Linked DNA regions of Homo sapiens: all the other regions are linked to region 3. A link is a loop called in an ENCODE intact Hi-C map of the cell type or tissue named here. Cell type or tissue: CD14-positive monocyte. All regions are shown on one strand. Each heading gives the region's core, and the rest is flanking DNA. Links, peaks and the distances in the headings are about the cores only.

The links. Peaks named below come from ENCODE experiments on the same cell type or tissue, not always from the same donor. Only the 100,000 strongest peaks of a DNase experiment are listed, where the experiment ranks them.
Region 1: a loop joins it to region 3, with 2.2 times the contacts of the local background. A loop is called at or near these places in 12 of 110 quality-filtered maps.
Region 2: a loop joins it to region 3, with 2.8 times the contacts of the local background. A loop is called at or near these places in 11 of 110 quality-filtered maps.

The regions. Positions count from the first base shown.
Region 1 is chr10:23,445,782-23,451,660 of GRCh38, forward strand. No RefSeq gene overlaps it. Among named protein-coding and RNA genes, the nearest start is that of OTUD1, 9.6 kb to the left of the region's middle. In CD14-positive monocyte, for the core only: no CTCF peak of the experiment used is centred there; a DNase peak (open chromatin) is centred at 3,200; H3K4me3 peaks cover 1,004 bases; H3K27ac peaks cover 1,604 bases.
Region 2 is chr10:23,640,412-23,646,290 of GRCh38, forward strand. No RefSeq gene overlaps it. Among named protein-coding and RNA genes, the nearest start is that of OTUD1, 200 kb to the left of the region's middle. In CD14-positive monocyte, for the core only: no CTCF peak of the experiment used is centred there; a DNase peak (open chromatin) is centred at 3,210; H3K4me3 peaks cover 397 bases; H3K27ac peaks cover 2,316 bases.
Region 3 is chr10:23,514,397-23,520,275 of GRCh38, forward strand. No RefSeq gene overlaps it. Among named protein-coding and RNA genes, the nearest start is that of OTUD1, 78 kb to the left of the region's middle. In CD14-positive monocyte, for the core only: a CTCF peak has its summit at 2,315; DNase peaks (open chromatin) are centred at 2,325 and 3,195.

The DNA.
Region 1 (5,879 bases), core at 1,745-4,244, 68 kb before region 3:
AATGTATTTCTTCCTGTTGTAAATTAGATCAATGACAATGATTCTATGAGTAAAGGTCAGGGAGAGTTCACTGTCATCAGTTAACTTACAGTAAAACCTTATCTAGCCTTGTTTCTCACAATTGAATTTTCTAAATAATTGAACAGTTCCTTTTTGTGTAAAATATGAAACAAAAGGCCGGGCGCGGTGGCTCACGCCTGTAATCCCAGCACTTTGGGAGGCCGAGGTGGCGGATCACAAGGTCAGGAGATCAAGACCAGCTGGCTAACATTGGTGAAACCCCATCTCTAATAAAAATAGAAAAATTATCTGGGCGTGGTGGCGGGTGCCTGTAGTCCCAGCTACTATAGGGGCTGAGGCAGGAGAATCGCTTGAACCCGGGAGGTTGAGGTTGCAGTGAGCTGAGATCACACCGTTGCACTCCAGCCTGGGCAACAAGAGTGAAACTCCGTCTCAAAAAAAAAAAAAAAAAGTAATTTATGGTGTACTAATTTTTCTTTATAAAATAACTGAATATGAGGCTGGGCACAGTGGCTCACGCCTGTAATCCCAGCACTTTGGGAGGCCAAGGTGGGCAGATCACAAGGTCAGGAGTTTGAGACCAGCCTGGCCAATATGGGGAAACCCTGCCTCTACTAAAAAATACAAAAATTAGCTGGGCGTGGTGGCTCACACCTGTAGTCCCAGCTACTCGGGAGGCTGAGGCAGGAGAATCGCTGGAACCCGGGGGGCGGAGGTTGCAGTGAGCTGAGATAGCGCAACTGCACTCCAGTCTGGGCAACGGGGCGAGACTCCGTCTCAAAAAAAAAACAAAAAAACTAAATATGGTTTAATCATTTAGTGCTTTAGTGCTTGCAGATGGCTGAAATGTGACAGTTCATTTGTACTTAAAGGGATCTCAGAGTGCTAGGACTTTTTTTTTTTTTAATTTGTTTCAAGATGGGATCTCACTCTGTTGCCCAGGCTGGAGTGCAGTGGCATGATCATGGCTCACTGCAGCCTTGAATTCCCGGGCTCAAGCGATCCTTCCATCTCAACATCCTGAGTAGCTGGAACCACAGGTGCATGCCACCATCCCACACCTCTCCCTCGCTAATTTTTTTATTATTATTTTTGGTAGAGATGGGGTCTCAAACTCCTGAGCTCAAGTGATCCTCACCCTTCAGCCTCCCAGAGTGCTTGGTTTACTGGCCTGAGCCACCACGCCCAGCTAGTGCTGGGAATTTTATCTTTGTGATTATACTTTTCCTGTCTACTTCCTCGCATTATAAAAGCTCTTACCATTGTCACTTTCCAACCTCAATTCCCACTATGATTTTCTATGTTCAGTTAGAGACACTAATCAATGTGCTTGTCAGAATTGACTCTAAAATCATAAGAAATGGTTTTCTCTTTTTTAAATAACACAACCTGTCATACTAGAAATGAGTTTCTAATTCAGAACTGTGATGCTCTGCTGTAAGTAATGTGTTTAAGCTTTAGTTTTTGGTCAACCAGAGTGCTTTTTTGCTGCTTGCCTTGTCTTCTTTTTTCATTGTTTAGTGGTATCCTGGATTTGTCTGATTAAGGGATCTCTGAGTGTGTGCAGTGACATATTCAGAAAACAAATGGGTTGGCTATATTAAATCTCAAAATTGGAGCTGATTTGTCATGGCCTAGTTAATATTTTGTTTCCTCCCTACCATATATAATCCTTCATAGTGTGTCCCTGCTGTTGTCTTTCTTCTATTTATACCTTTTTTTTTTTATTTATTGTATTTTTTTTTTTAGGGCTAGGATCTTGACCTGTCACCCAGGCTGGAGTGCGGTGGCGTGATCATAGCTCACTGCAGCCGTAAACTCCTGGGCTTAAGCAATCGTCCTGCTTCAGCCTCTTGAGTAGCTAGCATTATGTTGCCCATGCTGGTCTTGAATTCCTGGGCTCAAGCAATCTTCCTATCTGGGCCTCCTGAGTTGCTGGGATTAGGCATGAGCCACTGTTCCCAGCCTGTTTATAAATTTTTAATTATGTCCTTTTTGAGATAGGGTCTTGCTCTTTGTCACCCAGGATGGAGTGCAGTGGTGCAGTCACAGTTCATTGCAGCCTCGACCTCCTGGGATCAAGCAATTCTCCTACCTCAGCCTCTGGAGTAGCTGGGACCACAGGTGTGGGCCACCACATCTGGCTAATTTTTTTTTTCTTTTGTAGAGATGGGGTCTCACTATGTTGTCCTGGCTGGTTTTGAACTCCTGGCCTCAAGCAGTCCACCCACCTTGACTTCCCAAAGTGCTGGGATTACAGGCATGAGCCACCATGGCTGATATATATATGTTTAAATATAGAGACAGGGTCTCACTGTGTTGCCCAGGCTGGTCTTTAACTCTTGGCCTCAAGCAATCCTCCCACCTCAGCCTACCAAGTCACTGGAATGACAGGTGTGAGCTACCACACCTAGTTTGTTTATACATTTTTTATTAGTTTTCTGGTCCACAAAGCTGCGGTAATTACAAGGGAATTCAAATATTAGGTCCTCATGCAGACTCCAAATCAAAGTGTGCACAGATGCGTCCGGTACAGATATGACAGTTATCTTTGAATTTTCTCTCCCTAATTCTTCTTTAATGTGTGTATATTACATCTACATAGGTAAGAAAGTTAGTCTTCCTCCTGAACTTCCTTTTTCATTAGAGTAAAATATTTTTTCTCATATTGATTAGTGTTTAATAGAGTCAGTAAATACCCTTGCATTAATATGCTGACAAGTAGATTTTGACAATTTGAAAAAAGCAAAGGATGAATTAATTCCTGTGGGGTCTATGAATTTTATATTTTAAAGCAGTTAAAGTAGGGGAAAAAACCTACACACACAGGACATTTTATACTTGAAACTGGAATTATTTTAGCAAGTGAGGATGCCAAGTAGAATGTCAGTGTATAGAGATTTAGCCTTAATGATATATGCTTGAAGTAATGATTGAGTCTAAACAAATGTTCCACCTAGATTAGAGGTTGTCTGTTTGAATAATTTTAGGGATGGACAAAGTAGTTGTATTTCTTAGCTTATAGGTACAAAAAGCTGGTGTGCAAAATAGGTACTTGTGAAGGGAATTTATACCAATGTGTCATGTGACACTTCTGCAGTCAATTTGTAAGATAAATTCAAATAAGGCTTTCAGTTCTGATGACAAACAGGAAACATTCACGCTTTTTGTTTCTCACAGTGAAATACAAGCTACACTAGTGATGTAATAGGAACGAAAGAAGAAGGAAATGCCACAGTTAAGTGGACAACTGCAGTCAGGAAATTCTTAGCTGTTACTTTGCTACCTTTGCCATCTTGCTGAAAAGCACTGACTAGACCTAAAGGGAATAAACAGTTAATGCTTTTGCTGTTTACTAAATCTAAACAATGCTCATGTCTCCATAAACAGTAGGTACCGAAACCTCAGTAACTGCTTACACAGAATTCTAGGCCAAAGAAGAGACAGATTTAAGATGTATGTTAAACTTGTCAATATAAACTTGTCAATATAAAGTCATTCTCTGACTGATTTTTCATTACCAGTTCCTTCCTTCCTTCCTTCCTTCCTTCCTTCCTTCCTTCCTTCCTTCCTTCCTTCCTTTCTCTTTCTCTCTCTCTCTTTCTCTTTCTTTCTTTCTTGTTTTCTTTTTCTTTTTTGATGTAGTCTTGCTCTGTCGCCCAGGCTGGAGTGCAGTGATGCAATTTCGGCTCACTGAAACCTTTGCCTCCTGGGTTCAAGCGATTCTTCTGCCTCAACTTCCCAAGTAGTTGGGATTACAAGCGTCTGCCAACACACCTGGCTAATTTGCGTGTGTTTGTGTGTGTTTGTGTGTGCGTGTGTTTTTAGTAGAGATAAGCTTTCATCATGTTGGCCAGGCTGGTCTCGAACACCTGACCTCGGGTGATCTGCCTAACTCAGCCTTCCAAAGTTGGGATTCCAGGTGTGAGCCACCCCACCTGGTCCCTGTTCATTTTCTTGATCGTGACTGTAGGCAGAAGCTAGTACTGCTCAGAGTGTGATTTGCCGCGATGGCTCTACTGATTTGGAAGGCAACGTGACCTTGCAAGCATAGACAGTACAGTTGTGTTAGGCCAAGCTGCTATAACAAAAAGTTTCTTTCTTTCTCACTTAACTCTTCCAAGGGGAGCAGTGCAGTCAGAAGGGCAGCTCTGCCCCCCAGGGACTGTCACCTTCTGCACAATGACAGTCTGTAGTCATGTCTGGTCTGATGAGAGGGAGCAGAGTGCACATGCTGAGGTGGCGTCTGTCACTTCTGCTCTCTCCAGAACATGTCACGTGCAGCACATCCAACTGGAAAATACCATCCAGACAGTTCCCAAGAAGAGGGAAAAATGGAGTTTGGCATAAAAATCACAGTCTTCTTTAACTTCATTTATTAGAAATGGTTTAGATCTTGCTCCTGCAAAGTAAAAATGAAAAAAAAAATTACTAAAATAAAAAACAAAAAAGAAATGGTTTACATAATACACACACACATACACACACACACACAGATGTTTAAAATAAAACATCTGCATATATTTTTAGAAACAGGATCTCGATATGTCACCCAGGCTGGAGTGCAGTGGCACAATCATGGCTCAACCGCCTGAACTTCCTAGCTCAAATGTTCCTCCCACCTTAGCCTCCTGAGCAGCTGGGACTACAGGCACATACCACCACATCTGGCTAATTGTCTTTCTTTTTTTTTGAGATGGAGTCTCGCTCTGTCACCCAGGCTGGAGTGCAGTGGTGAGGTCTTGGCTCATTGCAACCTCTGCCTCCCAGGTTCAAGTGATTCTCTTGACTCAGTCTCCCAAGTAGCTGGGATTACAGGCGCCTGCCACTATGCCTGGCTACATCTGGCTACTTAAAATTTTTCTTTTTAATTTTTGTAGAGATGGGGTTTTACTATGTTTCCCAGGGTGGTCTCGAACTCCTGGCCTCAAGCAATCCTCCTGCCTTGGCCTCCCGAAGTGCTAGGATTGCAGGTATGAGCCACTGCACCTGGCTGTAAAATATCTTTAAGAAGAAAAATATATCATAATATTGAAGTATCTGGGAATAAAGTGAATAAAATACACATTAACTCGTTTCCCATGACAAAGATATAAAAAGATACAAAAGTAGAATTAACTGTTGCAATAATTTAGGATTCCGGTCCCCATCAGCTTCTCAACAGGTGTACACAGCTGCTGAACCTTCTATATTTTGATAAGGCTGCTATTTTTCTATTTCCTTTCCTTTTTTTTGAGACAGAGTCTTGCTCTGTCGCCCTGGCTGGAGTGCAGTGACGTGATCTCGGCTTGAACCTCTGCCTCTTGGGTTCAAGCGATTCTCCTGCCTCAGCTTCCCGTATAAGTAGAACTACAGGTGCATGCCACCACACCTGGCTGATTTTTTGTGTTTTAGTAGAGAGGAGGTTTCACCGTGTTAGCCAGGATGGTCTCGATCTCCTGACCTCAGGTGATCCACCCGCCTCGGCCTCCCAAAGTGCTGGGATTACAGGAGTGAGCCACCGCACCTGGCCATTCCTTTTCATTCTTCTTTTTTTTTTTTTTTTTTTTTTGAGGTGGAGTTTCACTCTTGTCACCCAGGCTGGAGTGCAATGGTGCTATCTTGGCTCACTGCAACCTCTGCCTCCTGGGTTCAGGTGATTCTCCTGCCTCAGCCTCCCAAGTAGCTAGGATTACAGGCACATGCCACCATGCCCAGCTAATTTTTGTATTTTTAGTAGAGGAGACAGGGTTTCACCATGTTGGCCAAGATGTTCTTGATTTCTGCCTCGTGATCCACCCGCCTGGGCGCCCAAAACTGCTGGGATTACAGGCGTGAGCCACCGCGCCTTGCCTCCTTTCCATTCTTACTTGTTCTTT
Region 2 (5,879 bases), core at 1,745-4,244, 130 kb after region 3:
AAAGTGTTCCAAAATTTGAAACTTTTTGAGTGCTGACGTGACACCACAAGTGGAAAATTACATTGCACACTAGACCTCATGTGACGAGTTGCAGTTAAAATGCAGGCACATGACACACATTTTATTCAATGCTCCCAAGGGAAAAAAAGATGACCATAAATGACCTGAGGAAACAGAAAGATAAACGATTGCAGTTCTATGCTGAAAGTGATGAATGGACGTTAATGAAAAATAGGAAAACACTGCATAAAACTAAAAGCGAAGATTTTCATTGTGTATTGAAAGGGAGGATCCATCAGCATCGCAGTGAATACACACCACTTAATTGTTTGCTGATCATAAAACAAGCAAAGATCTATCATGATGAACTGAAAATTGAAGGGAATTATAAATATTCAACAGGCTGGCTGCAGAAATTTAAGAAAAGACACAGCATTAAATTTCTGAAGATTTGTGGTGATAGAGCATCTGCTGGTCACAAAGCAACAGAGAAATTCATTGATGAATTTGCCAGAGTCATCATTGATGAAAATCTGATGCCAGAACAAGTCTATAATGCTAATGAAACATCACTGTTTTTGTGTTATTACCCCAGAAAGATACTACAGGCAATTAAACAGCTCTTACAAAATTAAGGGTGCCAAGGACAGAATAACTGTGCTAGAATGTGCTAATGCAGCAAGCACACATAAGTGTAAATTTGCTGTAATAGAGGAACGCTTGCATCCTTGCTCCTTTCAAGCCATGAAGTAGTGACTTTCTTATCAGCCTATTATGCTAACAAAAGGCATGGGTCACCAGGAACATCTTTTCTGATTGGTTTCCCCAACATTTTGTGCCAGTGATACATGCTCATCGCAGGGAAGCTAGACCAGATGGTGACTGAAAGATTTTGTTATTTCTTGACAACTGTTCTGCTCATCCTTCAGCTGAAATTCTCATAAAAAATGTTTATGCCATGTACTTTACCCCAAATGTTACTTTATTAATTCAGTCATGTGACCAGGGTATTCTTAGATCAATGAGAAATAAATGTAAAAACACCTTCTTGAGAAGCATGCTAGCAGCAGTGAACAGAGGCGTGGATGATAGAAGGCTTTCAAAAGAAGCTTAGCATGAAGATGTCATGTATGTGGTTGCCCATACTTGGAACACAATGACTAAAGACACAGTTGTGCATACCTGGAACACGCTCTGTCCTGCAACTATGTTAAGTGATGATGATGAGCAAGATAATTATTTATGTTAAGTGAGGAAGAAAAATGATGGTATGACCTCCTTACAGATGCAAAAACTATACCTTCAGAGTCCGTTAGTAAGCTGGGAGAAGTGGATATTGAAGATTTTCAACATCCATAATGAGGCTCCAGGTGTTCATTTATTGAACAATGGTGAAATAGCCAAAATGGTTTTGAATCAGGGTGACAGTGATAATAGTGATGATGAAGATGATGATAACACTGAAGCAAAAGTGCCTATAGATGACATGGTGAAAATGTATAATGGGCTTGTTGAAGGACTAGAGCAGCATGTATTCATAACAGGACAAGAAATGACACCAGTTTATAAAATCAAAGAGCAATTTCCAGGACAAAAACCCTTGTCAAGGAGGCATATGACTATGGAGGGAACATTTTAAAAGGCCACAGTAGAATGCCTCCTCACCCCTAGAAGACACACTTCCTGGTCCCTCAACTTCTCCTGATGTTTTTGTTTTACTTAAAAAATACAGTGTACAGTAACATTTTAATCACAACACAGTATTATAGGTGGAGACTAATGGAGACTAAAAGCCTGTTGCTGTTTATTGTTGCCCGATGCAGATATTCTGATGATGCTACTCTGCTGCTTAGCTACCTTGAGCACATTTTTTTTTTTTTACTGCGTTGATGGTATATCATGTTTTTCACTGTTACGTTTGAAGAAGTGTAAGAAAATGATTGCTTTTCTGTGGCATATAAATTAACAATCAGGATGATGGTGATGTCTAACAACCACAGATTGTCCACATTGGGTGACTGAGATAGTGACAGCTTTGCTTTGTATACATATTTTTGTTTCATGCACAAAATTATTTAAAATATTGCATGAAATTACCTTCAGGCTATGTGTATAAGGTGTACATGAAACATAAATGAGTTTTTTTGTTTAGACTTGGGTTTCATCCTCAAAATATATTATTATGTATATGCAAATATTTCAAAATCTGAAAAAATAATTCAAAACCCAAAACACTTCAGTACTGGACTTAGGACTTCAACCAAGCTTTTTGGAGGACACAGTTCAACCCACAACAATGACCACCGCTTGAATAACTATGTAAAAGGCACATGAAAGAAATGAAATAGAAATCTTGCTTTCAAATATTAGGTTGGTGTAAAACTAATTGTGGATTTTACCTTTTTTTAACTTCCATTATATGAAAGATCTGACACAGATACAGATACAATTTAAATACAATCCTATGCATAAAATATGGAGAATATCATTTTAGAGCTTGAAATGATCTTCAAAATCATCTTTCCAGAGCCTTCATTTTACATATGAAAAATTGTGGTGAACTGGAACTATCTTTGTTTTATTACTATACAGAATATTTATAGATATTCTAATTTATTGATCTTTTCATTTTCCTTTTGCTATATCCATCAAGGTATTTCCCAGCCCAGAATTTTAATATTATAAATCAATATTACTTTATAATTTGTTTTTTACACTTAAAACTTGTGCGAATTATAATATAGAATGCTCATTAATGCTTTTCTCCAAATCAATTAAATAGTTAAATAATGTTTAGCTAACTTATTATTTCTTTGCTGACTATAAATATGATGATCTTCCTCAATCTGCTTCTTTATGCTGTTTTTTTTTTTTTCACGGATTTGTCAATTCCTGAGTCAGATGCAAACTATTTTAATTTCTGTGGTTTTACAATATGGTGCAATATATGATAAAGTAGGTCTTTTCAATCTTTTTTCAAACATATTTTGGTCGATCTCAAGTTGTTCTTCAAGTAGAATTTTAGCATTTTTTTTACAGTTCTGAAAAGATTTTGTTTGGAGTTATGGTTGAGATTGCATTACATTTATGGACTCCTGCCAGGGCACATCAGAGACAGAGCAGGCTAAGGAAGTGTTTACATGGAGGGGAAGTCTGGAGTGGAGTGTCAGAGCCCAAATAAGGGGAAGAGGGAACCATTGCATAGCTATTGCTTGGTATTGCATGACAAAGCTTGAGTAGGGCATGGAGAGTTTCCACAAAGCGGGGATGCCCCAGTGGAGAAAGTCAGAACATGACATCAGGTCTATGTTATTCCTACCAAAGATGCATTACTTAAATTCAGTCCTAAGGAAGCATCAGACAAGCCCAGTGTAAGGAACACTCTACAAAACAACTGGCCAATAGTCTTCAAAAGGATCAAGATCATGAAGTTATCGGAAAACTAAGGAACTGTTAAACACTGAAGGAGAATAAGGAGATACTATGATGAAATGCCATGCATTCTGAGCTGAATGTTTTTGCTATAATTTTGTTTTTTGAGTCAGTGTCTCACTCTGTTGCCCAGGCTGGAGTGCAGTGGTGCAATCTCGGCTCACTGCAGCCTCTACCTCCTGGGCTCAAGTGATCCTCTTGCCTCAGCCTCTCGAGTAGCTGGGACTACAGGAATGCACCACCACACCTGGCTAATTTTTGTTTGTTTTGTGGAGACGGGGTTTCGCCACATTGCCCAGGCTGGTCTCAAACTCCTGGGCTCCAGCGATCTCCCTGCCTCAGCTTCCCAAAGTGCTGGGGTTACAGGCATGAGCCACCATACCCAGCAGCTATAAAATATTATTGAGACAATTGGTGAAACTTGAATATTGGGTTTGATGATTAGATGGTAGTAATATATCCATGTTAATTTCTCAATCATAATAATTGTACTGCCAGTATGTAGACCATCCTTCTCTGAAGAAATATACATTCAAAGTTTAGATGATGGGGAAACAGGAAAGCAACTGACCCTCAAATAATTCAGAAAAAATACAGGTCATTGATTATTCAACTTTTCTATAACTATGTGATTGCTTCAAAAATAATTTTTAAAGCAGGAAGCAATTAAGTGTTGAATGTTAATTTATAGACTAATTTGAGAGAGAATTTAATGTTTTTGGGATGAAATTGGAGAGAAAATTTAATGTTTTCAAGATTAAATTTTCCCTTCCAGGAATATCTAATATATATCTCTATTCAAGATTTTAAAAGAGACTCTCCAGTGTTGTTTCTTCCATACAGGACTTGTACATTTCCCTGTTAGGTATTTTATAATATTTTTATTGTTGCAAATGGGTCTTTTTTCCATTTGAAGCTTTTTTGTTTTTGCTGTCACATGAAAAACCAATTGACATTCATAGGTTTATTTTGCACCTTTGGCAGTCAGCCTACTTCTGACCTTTCTTTAGTTCTGCTATATCTTTAGTTCTTGCTCTTGTATTTCTTAGCACTAAATTATATATCTGCAAATAATTTTAGTTTTATCTCTTCATTTTGCAAGTTTGTACCTTATTTCTTTTCTTATTTCTAGTGATTCCAGAATAATGTAATACATGGTTTTTTAAAATCTAGTTTTTAATTGATAATTGTTGTACATATTTATGGGGTACATAGTCATGTTTTGATACATAATAATGTATAATGATCAGATAATGGCAATTAGTTTTAAAAGCTGTTATCCTTGTCTTAATCTGGGCTCCAGTAGGAATGCCAGTCATGGTTTCCTGTTAGCTCTGATATTTACTATTTATTTTTAATAGATAACCTTTATCAGAGTACAAAAGTATCCTTTTATTCCTTAGCTTGCTAATAATTTTTTTCCCTATGAATTGGATATTGAATTTGATCAAATATCATTGTGGCAATTATCAAGACATTTATATGACTTTTCTTACTTAACCCGGTTGATTAATTAAATACATAGATTTCTTAAAGTTGACTCATTCATGAATTCTTGGAAATCATTCATCTTTGGGGTTTACATAGCATTGGGTTTAATGTGATAATGTTTTAGTAGGATTTTTACAACTATATTTATAAACAATATTTGTCTTTATTTGTTCACATCTATTATGTTCTTGTTAATTTTTAACTTTAAGGTAGTGGTAACCTCATAAAATTAACTGGAGAACATTCCAATTTTTCTGTCTTCTATAATTGCACAGATAACATAGGCTTTAATTAAACCTTTGATGAATAGAGAGACATTGCTCCTAAACCATGAGGGTCTATTGTCTTTCTTTTCTTTTCCTCATGATTTTTTAACATTTTTGGTTTCTTTCTTGGTTATTATGCTATGCAAATCTGCTGTGCTCTTGAGTCTACAGTTTCCTGGAAAATTATCTCTTTGCTATATATTCTAACTTCTTTTTGTTTTTCTTAAAAGCAGATGAAATGCAGTATTCTAGCTTCTTTTGCTCCCTTGCTGTCTTATCAAAGTTTCCTTTGATACTTTCTAGTGATTTGAAAGTTACATGTCCAATTTCTATTTTCCTGGTTATCTTTACATTAACAATATGTTTGAACTCACATTTCTCTGCCATTCTAAAGAACAAAATAATATCTACTTACTCACCTCATGCTGTCTCCCACTCCTTCCCAAAGAAGCTAAAAAGTTTGGGAGGCCAAAGAAGAGGATCATGAAGGGAGGAGTTCGAGACCAGCCTGACCAACATGGTGAAACCCTGTTTCTACTAAAAATACAAAAATTAGCCAGGTGTGGGGCTGTGCACCTGTAATCCCAGCTATTCAGGAGGCTGAGGCAGGAGAATTGGTTGAACCCGGGAGGCGGAGGTTGCAGTGAGCTGACATCGCACCATTGCATTCCAGCCTGGGTGACACAGCGA
Region 3 (5,879 bases), core at 1,102-3,601:
AGCCCACGACAATGGAAAAGCCTGTTGGGCTGTTTTGCTTTTTCCCATGGTTTAGTTGACTAGCAGGTCTGAGATGGTGCCATCTTTCTTAGAATTGAATTTGTGGTTTATCTGACTCACAAACCATCAATGAATGACGAATTCATTTACAAACACTTGATAAGAATCTACTAGGTGCTTGGGTTGAAGTGACAGAGGCTATTAAGAAATGGTTCCTGCCCTGAAGAAATTTACAGGATGGTGCAGGAGTCAGAGGAGTCAATAAATCTGTTTAATACAATATGATGAGGTCAATGTGGACAGAGAGGGAGCGTGTAGCCAACCTTGGGAATGTTGGGGAGAGGGTCAGAAAGGTGGTCCTGGAAGAAGTGACCTCAGACTTAAGGAATAAGAGATTTGCTGGTTTGCCAAGTAAAGTTTCCTCAACCACAAGAGAAAAGCAAAGCTTAGGTATTCTTTAGTTAGGAACAGAGCAAGAGTAGCTCCTTCCTCTTATTACCCCCATACTACACAATGTAAGGTGTAGTTCTTTTCTTTTCTTTTCTTTCTTCCTTCCTTCCTTCTTTCCTTCCTTCCTTCCTTTCTCCTTCCTTCCTTCCTTCTTTCCCTCACCTCCTTCTTCCATCCTCTCTCTCTCTCTCTTTCTTTCCTTCTTTCTTTCTCTTTCCCTCTTTCTTTTCTTTCTTTCCTTCTTTTTGCTCTCTCTCTCTCTTTCTTTCTTTCTTTCCTCTTTTTTTTTTTTTTTTTTTTTTTTTGAGACAGGGTCTCACTCTGTCACCCAGGCTGGAGTGCAGTGGCATCATCACGTCTCACTGCAGCCTCAACTTCCCCGGCTCAAGTGATCCTTCCTCCTCAGCCTCCCGAGTAACTGTGACTACAGGCACATTATCACTCCGCTTGGCTAGTTTTTTTATTCTTTGTAGTGATGGGGTCTCCCCATGTTGCCCAGAATGGTCTTCAACTCCTGGGCTCAAGTGATCCTCGCACCTTGGCCTCCCAAAGTGCTGGGATTGCAGTCATGAGCCACCATGCCTGGCCTGGTGTAGCTGTTTCTTGAAGCAAACTTTTCCACTTGATTCTCCTGGTTTTTGTTTTCTTTTTATTACTGTGACAACTTAGCCCCTACTAATATGTACAGTCTTATTTTCAGAAGCAAAAGGATTTCATCTTCTGAATGGCTTAGATATTGTATATCATAATTGACATCTAGAAAGTGCATGCTCCATCTTCCACTGCTGGACCAAGGCTGATTTGCCCAGAGAAGATGTCACAGGAGGGTGACAATGGATATTGCATGTTCAGTCAGTCTCCTCTCAGGCAACATATCAACTGGAAAAGACTTATAGTGGCTGCAGTCTGAATCTCAGGCTGGGATCCGGGTCAAACAATGCATCTTATAACTGCAGTGATTAGAGCAAAGCCTTGACCATTTGCTTTGAACTCCATTGATGAGTATAGGAATTCAAACAATGAATGGAAATGAAGGATAGCTTTAGATTGGAGGCATGGAAAATAGATGGCAAGCTCTGAGAGTTTGCAGGGACAAAGTGTTCTTGATCTTCACTCCAGTGAATTGACATCTTCCCACATTTTGAAAATTTTTATTTTTACCATTGAAAAGAAACAATTCAATTTAACGTGACTTCACTGAGTGTTCACTCTTAGGAAGCTACTTTAATGAGTACTGGGTTTAGAAGGATGAAAAAGACTTATTTTTGCTTCAAATTGCTTTCAATGTAGATGGACTCTTGAATGTATAACCATAATGCAATGACAGAGTGAATTTCGCTAATAGGTGAAAAAATTATATTTCTGTGATCTTATTACCCCTGATTCCAAGACAAAGTGTGATAAAATGCAGGAGTCACAGCCAGGCCCATATCTCCCCAGAGCTGTTTGTTCCATAATTTTGCCTGTATGCTACACTTCCAGATCCCAGTCATCATTAATATCTATGGATTTACTTTAGCACTTTTGTGGAATTCTGCAGCCACATGCAGACTCAGCTCCATAATTGACACAAATAGACGGTCTCCAAACTCCCTGTTCCCGGAATCCCCACCTCTGCTCAGTGTCTCCTCACTCCCAACACTAACCTTGGCCCCAGTTTATTCTGTCTTTGATTTGTCCTCTTCCTCTGCCATTCAAAATCATTTATTCAAGTCCTACCATTCTTGAACCTCCGTGGGTTTTAGCAAGGTGTAGCTAAAATAAAAAATGGAAAAAGCGCTCCTTGGAGCTGCAACCTGGGCAATTTAAACCATTAGTGCAAATTTCAACAGTAGAGACAGAATCCTGAAAGAACTGAGGGTGGCAGTAGAGGAACAAGCATGCTATCTGGCCTTGGTGCTGAAAACAGCCAGATACAGGAATTCCAGCTTCATTCAATTTTCTCTCACAGATGGATTATTTCTCTTCACGTTTCCATTTCTCTTCTTTTTACCCCTTTTTAATTCAGCTTTTTGTCTTTTCTCCCTGATTCTCTTCCTCCATGTCTTCTCAACTGCTTTTGAAGAGTGTGCAATTGGAGATATCATTTCTAGTTTTTTTTTCTTCTTTCCATCAAGAAATATTAAATCTGACATCCTATGCCTTTTCATCCACTAAAGACTTAAATAAATAGGCTCTACAAACTTATATAACGAAGTTCATTCTCTGTCATCTTTAATGCAAAACTTAGAGAACTAATACTGGGCAGGTAAAATTAGAGAAGATATGGATTTAGGGAATTGCCTGTAGAGTTTTTAGCAAGCAGCCAAACTACTTAAGTATCTGCATGAGGGGTTGGCTAACTACGGCTGGTGGTTCAAAACTAGTCTGTTGCTTGCTTTTGTAAATAAAGTTTTATTGGAACATAGCCATTCTCACTTCTCTACATATTATCTCCCAGTGCTTTTGCACTTCAGTGGCAGAGTTGAGTAGTTGTGACAGAGCTGTATGGCCTGCAAATCTTTAAATATTTACTTTCCGGCCCTTTCCAGAATTTGCTGACCCCTGCTCTAGGTGACTGTATTAGTATGCTGAGGCTAAAGTATACTGAAGCAGCAAGTAATTGCAAAACCTCAATGGCTTAGAACAAAGGGTTATTTCTCATTCACATGACATGATCCTTGAGAGTCAGTTTCAATATGTCACTCCAGAATGCAGGCTACAGGAGCAGCCCCTATCTGGAATATTACTGATTTAGTAAAGAGTTTAAAAGAGAGAAAGTGGAACCACAATAGCTCTTACAACTTTTCTTAAGTGGCACATGTCACTTTCACTCATGTTTCATTGGCCAAGAAAGTCACAAGGCCAAACCTGGGGAAGGAAGTGTATTTCTCCGCAGGGACTTCTGGTATAGCATGCTACGTTCCCCACCGGGTTACTTAAGGATTTATACTGGCTGCCTGAATCTTGAAGGCCAAGTGGTGTGCTAAGGTCACAGGGCCCAGCCGAGAAGCAGGTGTACCTGGGAACCCAAACTGAGAGTATCTGAGAACCTACCAAGAAAAACAGTCTCATCATCCAAACACAGTAGGCAAAGAGCCAGAAAATTATCTTAAAAGCATTTGAGAGATGGGAGGCGACACTCATCTCTAGAGCTGTGCTGCTATCATCTAGGAGTACCCTGTATGTAAGTCCTAATAAACTCATCTACTCACCAAGCTGGACTTGTTGAAGTCATTTTTTTTTTTTTTTTGTATCTCTGTTCCTTCCCATTTTAGGGAAGGGGGATGTTATAGTCCTAGGCTTTTCTTGTAACATCTGGGAGGGATGACCTGGCTAGGAAGATCTGGAAAATACTTTAACAATAGGATACAGTTGGTCCTTGAACAAATTGGGGTTTGGGATGCTGACCACCTGCACAGTGAAAAATTCATTTATATCATTTTTTTCTTTTTCAATTTTTTATTTTCAATACGGGAGTACAAGTGCAAATTTGTTACCTGGGTATACTGTGTGATGCCGAGGTTAAGAGTATGAATGATCCTCTCACCCAGGTACTGAGAATAGTTTTTTCTCAGTACCCAACAGTTTTTTCTTCTTCCTTCCTTCCTTCCTTCCTTCTTTACTCCCTCCCTCCCTCCCTTGCTTCCTTCCTTCTTTCCTATTTTCCTTCCTTCCTTCCTTCCTCCCTCCCTCCCTTCCTTCCCTCCTTCTTTCCTATTTTCCTTCCTTCCTTCCTTCCTTTTTTCCTTCCTTCCTTCCTTCCTAATTCCTCCCTCTCTCCCACCTTTTTTTTTTGAGATAGGGTCTCACTCTGTCACCCAAGCTGGAGTGCAGTGGCATGATCTTGGCTCACTGCAGCCTCAACCTCCCGTGTTCAAGTGATTGTCCTGCCTCAGTTCCTGAGTAGCTGGGACTACAGGTGCACACCACCACACCTGAGTAATTTTTGCATTTTTTTTTTTTTAGAGACAGGGTTTTGCTGTGTTACCTAGGCTGGGTTTGAACTCCTGAGCTCAAGCAATCTGCCTGCCTCCGTCTCCCAAATTGCTGGGATTACAGGCATGAGTCATCATGCCTGACCAACCCAACAAATTTTTAATCCTTGCCATCTTCTTTCCCTCCCCTGTCTAGTGGTCTCCATTGTCTATTGTTGCCATCTTTATATCCACGAGCACCCGATGTTTAGCTCTCACTTGTAAGTGAGAACATGTGGTATTTGGTTTTCGGTTCCTGTGTTAATTTGCTTAGGATAATGGCCTACAGTTGCATCTGTGTTGCTGCCAAGGACATACTTTTATTCTTTTTTATAGCTGCATAGAATTCCATGGTGTATATGCACTGTATTTTCTTTATCCAATCCACTGTTGATGGACACCAGATTTATTCAATTTCTTTCCTATTGTGAATAGTGCTGTGATGAATATGCAAGTGTGTGTCCTTTTGGTAGAATGATTTATTTTCTTTTGGATATATACCCAGTAATGGGATTGCTGGGTCAAATTATCATTCTAAGTTCTTTGATAAATCTCTCAAATGCCTTCCAACTGAGATTGTTGAGTGGGTGAACTAATGTTCATTCCCACCAACAGTGTATAAGCATTCCCTTTTCTCAACAGCCTCACCAACATCTGCTGTATTTTGACTTTTTAATAATGGCCATTCTGGTATTAGATGGTCTCTCACTGTGGTTTTAATTTGCATGGTTCTGATGATTACTGATGATATTCATTTTTTCGTGTTTGTTGGCCATTTGTACGTCTTTTTTTAAGAAGTGTCCATGTCCTTTGCCCATTTTTTAATGGGGTTATTTGGTTTTTGCTTGTTGAATTGTTTAAGTTCCTTATAGATTCCAGATATTAGACCTTTGTCAGCTGCATAGTTTGTGAATGTTTTCTCCCATTCTGTGAGTTGTCCGTTTACTCTGTTGATAGTTTCCTTTGCTGTGTTGCAATTGTTTTTGAGGGCTTTGTTATAAATTCTTTCCTAAGGCCCATGTCCAGAATGGTTTTTCCAGGGCTTTCTTCTAGGGTTCTTATAGTTTGAGGTCTTCATATGTAACTTTTGACTCCTCCAAAACTTAATTACTAATTGTCTGCTGTGTCTGGAAGCCTTACCAATAACATCAACAACCAATGAACACCTATTTTGTATGTTACATGTATTATATACTATAGTCTTACAAAAAGTAAGCTAGAGAAAAGATAATGTTATTCAGAAAATCATAAGAAAGAGAAAATATATTTACTATTTATTAAGTGGAAGTGGGTCATCATAAAAGTCTTCATCCTTGTTGTCTTCATGTTAAGTAGGCTGGGAGGGGGAGGAAAAGGAGGGGTTGTTCTTGCTGTCTCAGGGGTGGCAGAGGTGGAAGAAAAACCATATATAAATGCACCTACTCAGTTCAAACCCAAGTTGTTCAAGGGTCAACTGTAATCTATTACAGTGCC